2 separate regions of the Homo sapiens genome follow, and region 1 is linked to region 2. Evidence: chromatin contacts called from ENCODE Hi-C or POLR2A ChIA-PET data. All regions are on one chromosome and are shown on one strand. Each heading gives the region's core, a stretch centred on a gene start or an enhancer-like site at or near the end of the contact. The rest is flanking DNA. Distances are from core to core; before and after follow the strand shown.

Evidence for each region. A loop is a pair of places that touch in the nucleus more often than their neighbours do. ChIA-PET counts read pairs that join two places held with the same protein, here RNA polymerase II (POLR2A). Pooled maps may share reads with other maps.
Region 1: a loop to region 2 is called in a map of mammary epithelial cell, with 14 times the contacts of the local background. The contact joins the promoter of OR7A17 here to the promoter of ASF1B in region 2. A Hi-C loop is called at or near these places in 1 of 168 maps with a recorded cell type or tissue (mammary epithelial cell) and 7 of 50 pooled maps. POLR2A ChIA-PET finds 5 or more read pairs at or near these places in 1 of 52 experiments (HepG2).

Annotation. Positions count from the first base shown.
Region 1 is chr19:14,883,659-14,887,848 of GRCh38, reverse strand. OR7A17 (olfactory receptor family 7 subfamily A member 17) reads left to right here and starts at 1,717. Exons shown (of 3, transcript NM_030901.2): 1 at 1,717-1,908. It also overlaps the pseudogene OR7A18P.
Region 2 is chr19:14,134,254-14,138,463 of GRCh38, reverse strand. ASF1B (anti-silencing function 1B histone chaperone) reads left to right here and starts at 1,875. Exons shown (of 4, transcript NM_018154.3): 1 at 1,875-2,116. The coding sequence starts at 2,008. ADGRL1-AS1 (ADGRL1 antisense RNA 1) reads right to left here and starts at 1,312. Exons shown (of 3, transcript NR_045214.1): 1 at 1,241-1,312. RefSeq lists enhancers at 1,230-1,389, 886-1,512, 1,590-1,729 and a silencer at 2,060-2,109.

The DNA of each region.
Region 1 (4,190 bases), core at 468-2,967, 750 kb before region 2:
AATGATCAATGATATTGAGCTTTTTTTCATATGTTTGTTGGCCACAGGAATGTCTTCTTTTGAGAAGTGTCTGTTCATGTCAAAGACATAGAATCAACCCAAATGCCCACCAGTGATAGACTGGATAAAGAAAATGTGGTACATATACCCCATGAAATACTATGCAGCCATAAAAAGGAACAAGTTCATGTCTTTTGCAGGAACGTGGATGAAGCTGGAAGCCATTACCCTCAGCAAACTAACGCAGAAACAGAAAATCAAATACCACATGCACTCACTTATAAGTGGGACCTGATCAATGAGAACATATAGACATAAGGAGGGGAACAACACACACTGAGCCCTGTTGGGGGGTGGGGTGGGGGGGAGGGAGAACCTTAGGAAAACTAGCTAATGCCTGTGGGGCTTAATACCTAGGTGATGGATTGATAGGTGCAGCAAACCACCATGGCACACGTTTACCTATGTAGCAAACCTGCACATCCTGCATATGTACCCCAGAACATAAAATAAAATAAAAGGAGTCTAAACATTTTTAATGTGAATTTTTGGAGCCAGGCAGAGGAGGACAGAGAAGATGTCCCTGAGTATAATAAAGCAGACGTGGAAGGACACTCATGCAATCTCCTCCCCGTGTGGACCCCTGGAAGCAGGTGTCCCTTCATGATCACAAATTTCTGTCTCCGAGAAGCAAGGCATGTCCTTTCCCAAGAAACTTTTCCAGAATCACAAACTTTTCCTACTCTTTGCAGGGATGAATGTATTTCTGCAGACTGTGATGGCCTATGACCACTTTGTGGCCATCTGTCACCCCCTGCACTACAGGGTCATCATGAATCCTGGGATCTTTGGACTGTGGGTTCTGGTGTCCTGGAGCATGAGTGCCCTGAATTCCTCACTGCAAAGCAGAATGTGTTGCAGCTGTCCTTCTGCACAAACTTGGAAATCCCCCCATTTTTTTCTGTGAACTTAATCAGTTGATCCTGCTTGCCTGTTCTAACACTTTTTTTTTTTTTTTTAGTGAGATGGAGTTTTGTTCTTATTACCCAGGCTGGAGAGAAATGGCGCCATATTGGCTCACTGCAACCTCCACCTCCCGGGTTCAAGCAATTCTCCTGCCTCAGCCTCCTGCATAGCTGGGATTACAGGCAACTGCCACCACACCCGGCTAATGTTTTTGCACTCCAGCTCAGGTGATACAACAAGACTCCATCTCAAAAAAATATATATATGAAATTCTAATGTTTTGGCAAAAGCAACATGAAGCCAAGAAATGTAGTACCCATGGTTTTATATGAACAGAACACAGTTCATCTCCTTGCAAAGGTAAATTGCCATTTTCTGGATATGTCAAGAGCTGAGTTTCCATCACAAGCCAGTGCTTTGGAGACTCAAGGGACCTAGTCAAGACAGGTTCCTCAGTTTAGACTTTGGAGGAAATTTTCACTGAAGGCTGGGAGAAGGTGCTAGGAGAATGGGACTCTGGAAGCCAAGGAAGTCCACGGGGAAGGAGTAATAAAGCCTGGATACACCTCACTTTTAACATAGTGTCTTGGGAATAGACGATACAGAAAAAAAAAACAACAATGACATTTGTTTCAGTGCAGGGCAACGTCCCCCAGGAAACTGATGTGTTCAGAGTTGGAATAACAGGAGGAAAGGTATCTAATCAGCAGATATACGAAGCCATAAATATCTCCTCTGCTGCAGTCCCTCAGCATATGCAACCTTGGGCTGGAAATGACATGGTGGTTTCATTTGGAGTCCTTAGTCTGGCTCAAGTATAGATGATGCTTCAACTTTTCCTGATGCCTTGTCTTGAGACAGAGATTCCATCTCCACCATCAACCTGCTAGAGAGGAATTTACACTTCTCCATGGAGACCTTCCTTTCAGAAAACTCAGTAGGGTAAGTCCCAGAGCCCAGTGGGTACTGTAGGAAAGGTCAGGAAGAACAAGAGCCGTGAATATTAACCTGAGGTCACCTGAGAGCCAATCATTTCCTCCAGCTTTGTTCCTTTTGCTTAGAAATGTCTTGGCTATACGGGCTATTTTTTGGTTCTATATGAAATTTAAAGTAGTTTTTGTAACTCTGTAAAGAAAGTCAATGTTAGCTTGATGGGGATAGCATTGAATCTATAAATTACTTTGGGCAGTATGGCCATTTTCAAGATATTGATTCTTCCTTTCCATGAGCATGGAATGTTTTTCCATTTGTTTGTGTCCTCTCTTATTTCCTTGAGCTGTGGTTTGTAGTTCTCCTTGAAGAAGTCCTTCACATCCCTTGTAGGTTATATTCCTAGGTATTTTATTCTCTTTGTAGCAATTGTGAATGGGAGTTCACTCATGATTTGGCTCTCTGTCTATTATTGCTGTATAGGAATGCTTGTGATTTTTGCACATTGATTTTGTATCCTGAGATTTTGCTGAAGTTGCTTATCAGCTTAAGGAGATTTTGGGCTGAGACGATGGGGTTTCCTAAATATACAATCATGTCATCTGCAAACAGAGACAATTTGACTTCCTCTCTTTGTATTTGAATACCCTTTACTTCCTTCTCTTGCCTGATTGCCCTGGCCAGAACTTCCAACACTATGTTGAATAGGAGTGGTGAGAGAGGGCACACTTGTCTTGTGCCAGTTTTCAAAGGGAATGCTTCCAGCTTTTGCCTATTCAGTATGATATTGGCTGTGGGTATGTCATAAATAGCTCTGATTATTTTGAGTTATGTTCCATCAATACCTAGTTTACTGAGAGTTTTTAGCATGAAGGGGAGTTGAATTTTATCGGAGGACTTTTCTGCATCTATTGAGATAATCATGTAGTTTTTGTCATTGGTTCTATTTATGTGATGGATTACATTTATTGATTTGCATATGTTGAACCAGCCTGGCATCCCAGGGATGAAGCCGACTTGATGATGCTGGATAAGCTTTTTGATGTGCTGCTGGATTCAGTTTGCCAGTATTTTACTGAGGATTTTCACATTGATGTTCATCAGGGATATTGGCCTGAAATTTTCTCTTTTTTTGTTGTGTCTCTGCCAGGTTTTGGTATCAGGATGATGCTGGCCTCATAAATTGAGCTGGGGAGGAGTCCCTCTTTTTCCATTGTTTGAAATCGTTTCAGAAGGAGTGATACCAGGTCCTCTCTGTACCTCCGGCAGAATTCAGCTGTGAAACTGACTGGTCCTGGGCCTCTTTTTGGTTGGTAGGCTATTAATTACTGCCTCAATTTCAGAACTTGTTATTGGTCTATTTAGGGATTTGACTTCTTCCTGGTTTAGTCTTGAGAGGGTGTATGTGTCCAGGAATTTATCCATTTCTTCTAGATTTTCTAGCTTATTTGCATAGAGGTGTTTATAGTATTCTCTGATGGGAGTTTGTATTTCTTTGGGATCGTTAACTTTTTTGGTTTACTTTTTAGAGCCTGGTTCTCACTATGATGCCCCGGCTGTTCTCAAAATCCTGGCTTCAGGTGACCTCCCTACTCAGCCTCCCAAAGCACTGGGATTACAGCTGTGATCCAATTATATTGCCCTCCTCATTGACTGTTAATGAAATATTTAAGGAAACATTTTTGGTCATAAAAAGTTTTAACTTTTATTTACCTAAAAATATGTCTACTTTCTTAGTTTTTTTTCTTGCGTTAGTTAAAATACTTTGTCTACACTAAGATCTTATATGTAGTTATCTATGTATTCGTCTAACATATATTGCTGACTTTTACACTGAGGTCTTTAAATCTGCTAATTCTTTGTAAAATGTGAGTCGGGAGACACACTTCATTTTCTCCCAGGTAGATAGCTATTTATTTCTGCTTTTATTCAACAATCTGGTCTTTTGCAACTAAATTGGATTGCAATCTTGTCATATTTTAATACCCATATATACTAGGACTTACTTCCTGACTTATTCAATAAGTCGAGAGTATCTTCTATGTGCCAGAACATTTTAGAAACATTGTGTATTATATAATTTTATGTCTAGGTCTTTGCCAATAAACTAAATCATTTGATATCATTAAATTATTCTTATTGTTTATCTTGGCTTGGTTAACGTTTTATGTACCATAACATTTAAAAAATATAGTTGTTTGGAAATCACTACATTTACCCTGGCTTTAATCCCATAACATTCTTTTTATTTTATCACGTCTCATTGCTTTAATTTTTTTCTACATAATACAGAC
Region 2 (4,210 bases), core at 626-3,125:
GTCACACGGGCTCAGGAGCACTCAACTGCGGCTATCAAGACAGCTAAACTGAACTTTCTTTTTTAAAATTTAATTTTAATTTTTAGAGACAGGGTCTCACTCTGACACTCAGGCTGGAGTGCAGTGGCTGGAGCATTCTGGGCTCAAGAGATCCTCCTGCCTCAGCTTCAGGAGTAGCAGACACTACAGGTATGCACTACCACACCTGGCTTATTCTTTTATTTTTTGTAGATATGAGGTCTTGTTATGTTGCCCAGGCTGATCTTGAACTCCTGGCCTCAAGAAATCCTCCATGACCAGCCTCTAAAATTACAAATAATAATAAAAAAAGATATGGCCGGGCACAGTGGCTCACGCCTGTAATCCCAGCACTCTGGAAGGCCGAGGCGGGCGGATCACTTGAGGTCAGGAGTTCGAGACCAGCCTGGCCAACATGGTGAAACCCCGTCTCTACTGAAAATACAGAAAAAAAATTAGCTGGTTGTGGTGGTGGGCACCTGTAATCCCAGCTACTCAGGAGGCTGAGGCAGGAGAATCGCTTGAACCCGGGAGGTAGAGGTTGCAGTGAGCCGAGATCGCGCCATTGCACTCCAGCCTGAGTGACAGCGCGAGATTCCATCTCAAAAAAAAAAAAGTGGCTTCCAAAAAATGTTAATTTTACACCTAATTTTGGTGCGCGGCTGGCATTATTTTTCCACTGGGCAGCACTGATCGCCCGTGGGGGCAGAGACTCTGAGACCTGGAGTCTCCCAGGCCGGGGGCGACGGCCCAGACGGGAGGCGGTGGAGAGAAGTTTCCGGATGTATTATGTGGTCATGAATCATGTCAGGGAATTGCCACGGCCCCCGTTGAATGGGGAGGCGCTGCCTCGGGCGCTGAGTAGCAGAGCCCGGACTCTGAACACTGGTCTGCCCCCGAACTGGAACTCCCATTTTCAGTACCGTCCGCTTGAAACCTCCCAAGAGCCCTCAAGGGGGCGAGAGAGGGATCCAAACCCCTCGGGGGCGAGAGCGGGATCCGAACCCCTCGGGGGCGAGAGCGGGATCCGAACCCCTCGGGGGCGAGAGCGGGATCCGAACCCCTCGGGGGCGAAAGCGGGATCCGAACCCGGCCGGATTCCCGAGGTCTGAGCGCGCCTCGTGACCGCCACTCCGAACGTTCGCAACGTTCACAACGGACTCCCGCGCCGCTGGACCTCAAGGGTCAGGAGCCACTCAGAAAAGCTCCAGGAAACGCTCACCTGTTGACAGACGCTGAGGCCGCAAACGCTCCTCCTCTCTCTTCACACTCGCCAACACCGCGGTGGCGCTCGACTTCCGCTTCTCTCCAGCGAATCCCCAGCTGAGCCTCCTTCTGCTCCCGCCACCATTACCAATCCAGCCAATAAACTCTCAGAAAACCCTCTTTATCTCCGCCCCACTCCCTCCTGCCAATCACTTCGGGTGCGAGCACCGCCCTTCCCGCCTTCTTTAGCGAGCGCCGCGCGCCACCGCTCGGCGGGTGGCGGCGCTGCGCGCTGCGGGATGCATCTCCCGGAAAAGCGAGGCGAGGGGCGGGCCACGCCGGTGCGGGAACCCTCAGGATTGGCCAGAAGGAGGCCGGCGCTGTGACTCCGTCCATTCCCGCCGTTGACATCCAAGTCGGAGACGCTGGGGATTGGTTTCCAGCGGACACGCTAAGAAGCTTGGAGATAGTTTCGCCCTCCTCACACGCTGCGGAGAGGGAGCTCCGCTGATTGGTCCGAGGAGTCTGGGCGCGCGCCGATCGGCGCTCCAGGACTGGCTGAGGGGGTGCGCGCGCCGCCAGGGAGCGTTGGCGGTGATTGGCCAGAGGGCGGAGGCCGGCTATTTGAAGGCGGCGCGCGGACTAGGTGCGCACTTCAGTTCTCGGAGAGAAGAGGCGGGAGTGGACCTGGTCAGCCCTACCCCACTGACCCCACCGGACCCAGGCGCGGCCTCCGCCACAGCCACAGCCCCTGCCCCTGCTGCGGCGCGGCGAGGCGAGGCGATGGCCAAGGTGTCGGTGCTGAACGTGGCGGTCCTGGAGAACCCGAGCCCTTTCCACAGCCCCTTCCGGTTCGAGATCAGCTTCGAGTGCAGTGAAGCCCTGGCGGACGGTGAGGCTGGGCCTGTGCGGGGACCCCCACCCCCGGGCCGACCCCGGCCTCCCCTCAGAGAACCGCTCCCATGGCCAACTTGATCTCCCCCATGAAACCCCTCGTCCCCCTTCCGCCAACCCCGATCTCCCCCAGCCCGCCAGTCAACCGGATCTCCCGGTGGAGACCCCCCGCCACCAGCCAACACGGACCTCCCCGTGACCTCCTCCCCCACTGCCCGCCTTGACCTCCCGGGTGGAGACCCCCCGCCAGCTAACTCGGACCTCCCAGTGGCCTCTTCCCCCACTGCCCGCCCCGACCTCCCCATAGAGATTAACCCCCTCCAAGCCCCATTTCCCGCGTGGGGAACCTCATCCATCTTTTTTCTCTGGAGCTCTTCCTAGGTACCCGTTTTCATGGGGAGACCTTCTCGGCCTCCATTTCTTAACCCACGGAGATCTTCAGCCACCGTGGTTTCCCTGTGGCAAGACCCCCGCTTCAACCACCCACCCATTTTTGCCCACTTATTCCCTCTTTCCTGTAGTGAGATACTCACACCTCCCATTTTCCCTCTGGAGACCCCCAATATCCAGCCCCTTCCCATTTTCCCCGGGGGAAATCCCAGCCATCTCCTATTTTCCCTATGGAGACCTCTCACCCAAGCTCCTCTCTCCTTGCCGTGAAGACCCTCCCCTCCAGTAACCTTTTTTTCCTGTGAAAACCCCTCAACCCCTTTTCAGGACCTCTCTCAACCCCATCTTCCCATTTGTGTCCCACCAGTCCCCTCCCCAACCTGCCAATATTTCAATAACCCCACGCCCACCAGTTGCTGCCGCTTTTCTGCCCCAATGCACATACCCTGGAACCTGGTTTCTCTCCTTCGTTGGGGCCCAACCCCCCTATGCTTGAGCTCTCCCTGGGAAAGGATGCTACCGTCTTTGAGGGGAACTTTGTCTCCCCAGCTCCCCTTCCCCACCTTTCTCTGTGGGCTTGGATAAACACACTGAGATCCGAGGGGTGGCATAGCCAGGCAGGCATTAGCTAGTTCTCCAGGTTTGCCCACCCGTTTCCAGCTGAGTTACTGCAGCAATTTTTCTGTCACTTTTTCTTTCTTCTTCTTCCTCTTCTTTTTTTTTTTTTTTTTTTTGAGACAGTCTCACTCTGTTGCCCAGGCTGGAGTGCAATGGCACGATCTCGGCTCACTGCAACCTCCACCTCCCGAGTTCAAGCGATTCTTCTGCCTCAGCCTCCCGAGTAGCTGGGACTACAGGCGCCTGTCACCACGCCCAGCTAATTTTAGTATTTTTAGTGGAGGCAGCGTTTCACCATGTTAGCCAGGTTGGTCTCGAACTCCTGACCTCAAGTGATCCACCCGCCTTGGCCTCCCAAAGTGCTGGGATTACAGGCGTGAGCCACCGTGCCCCGTCTTCTTCTTTTTTTTTTTTAATATAGCTGGATAATCAGTGCCAAGCTCCCGTTGCTTTTGATGGTCTGACCTAGTCTGGGGGGTGGGTGGATTGGGCTGAGCTGTGACGGGCTCCAGCTTCAAACAGTCGGCTGGAGCTTGGAGGTCACAGCCTCCTGTACATCTTTTCCAAGGTGCTTCCGTAGATGTACTTATTAATCTGTGTGACTTAAAGGTGGGCATGGCTCTCATCTCACAGATGAGAAGACAGGAGCCACAAAACGCAAAAGACCTTTCAAGTCAAGGCCTGTACAAATCCAAAATCTAAGGTCACCTAGGGAGCCTTGGCACCACTAACAGGCAAGTCCTGCTTTCAGGAAGAAGTACTCCATTAGGCCATTTTTCTACTTGGTGGTTGAAAGAGAAAAGGCAGCAGCCGAGGAGGTGGTGATCTGGGGGCCTGTGAAGCCAGGATATGCTAACTAGTGCCTCTCGGGGGCAGGTAGGTGTTTTGCCCTCAAAGCTGGTCGCCTGGACTAGCTTGGAGCTGATAGAGTGAGATGTGGATGTGCTTTGGGTAGGCCAGTGGGTCTGTCTCTCCCCGGTCTCTCTCGCTCCTTTTTAAATTAAGGAGTCTACTTGTGGCTAACTATAGAATATGCCGAGTTAAATCCTTTCTGGAACAAGGCAGCGGGTAAATAAATAAATAA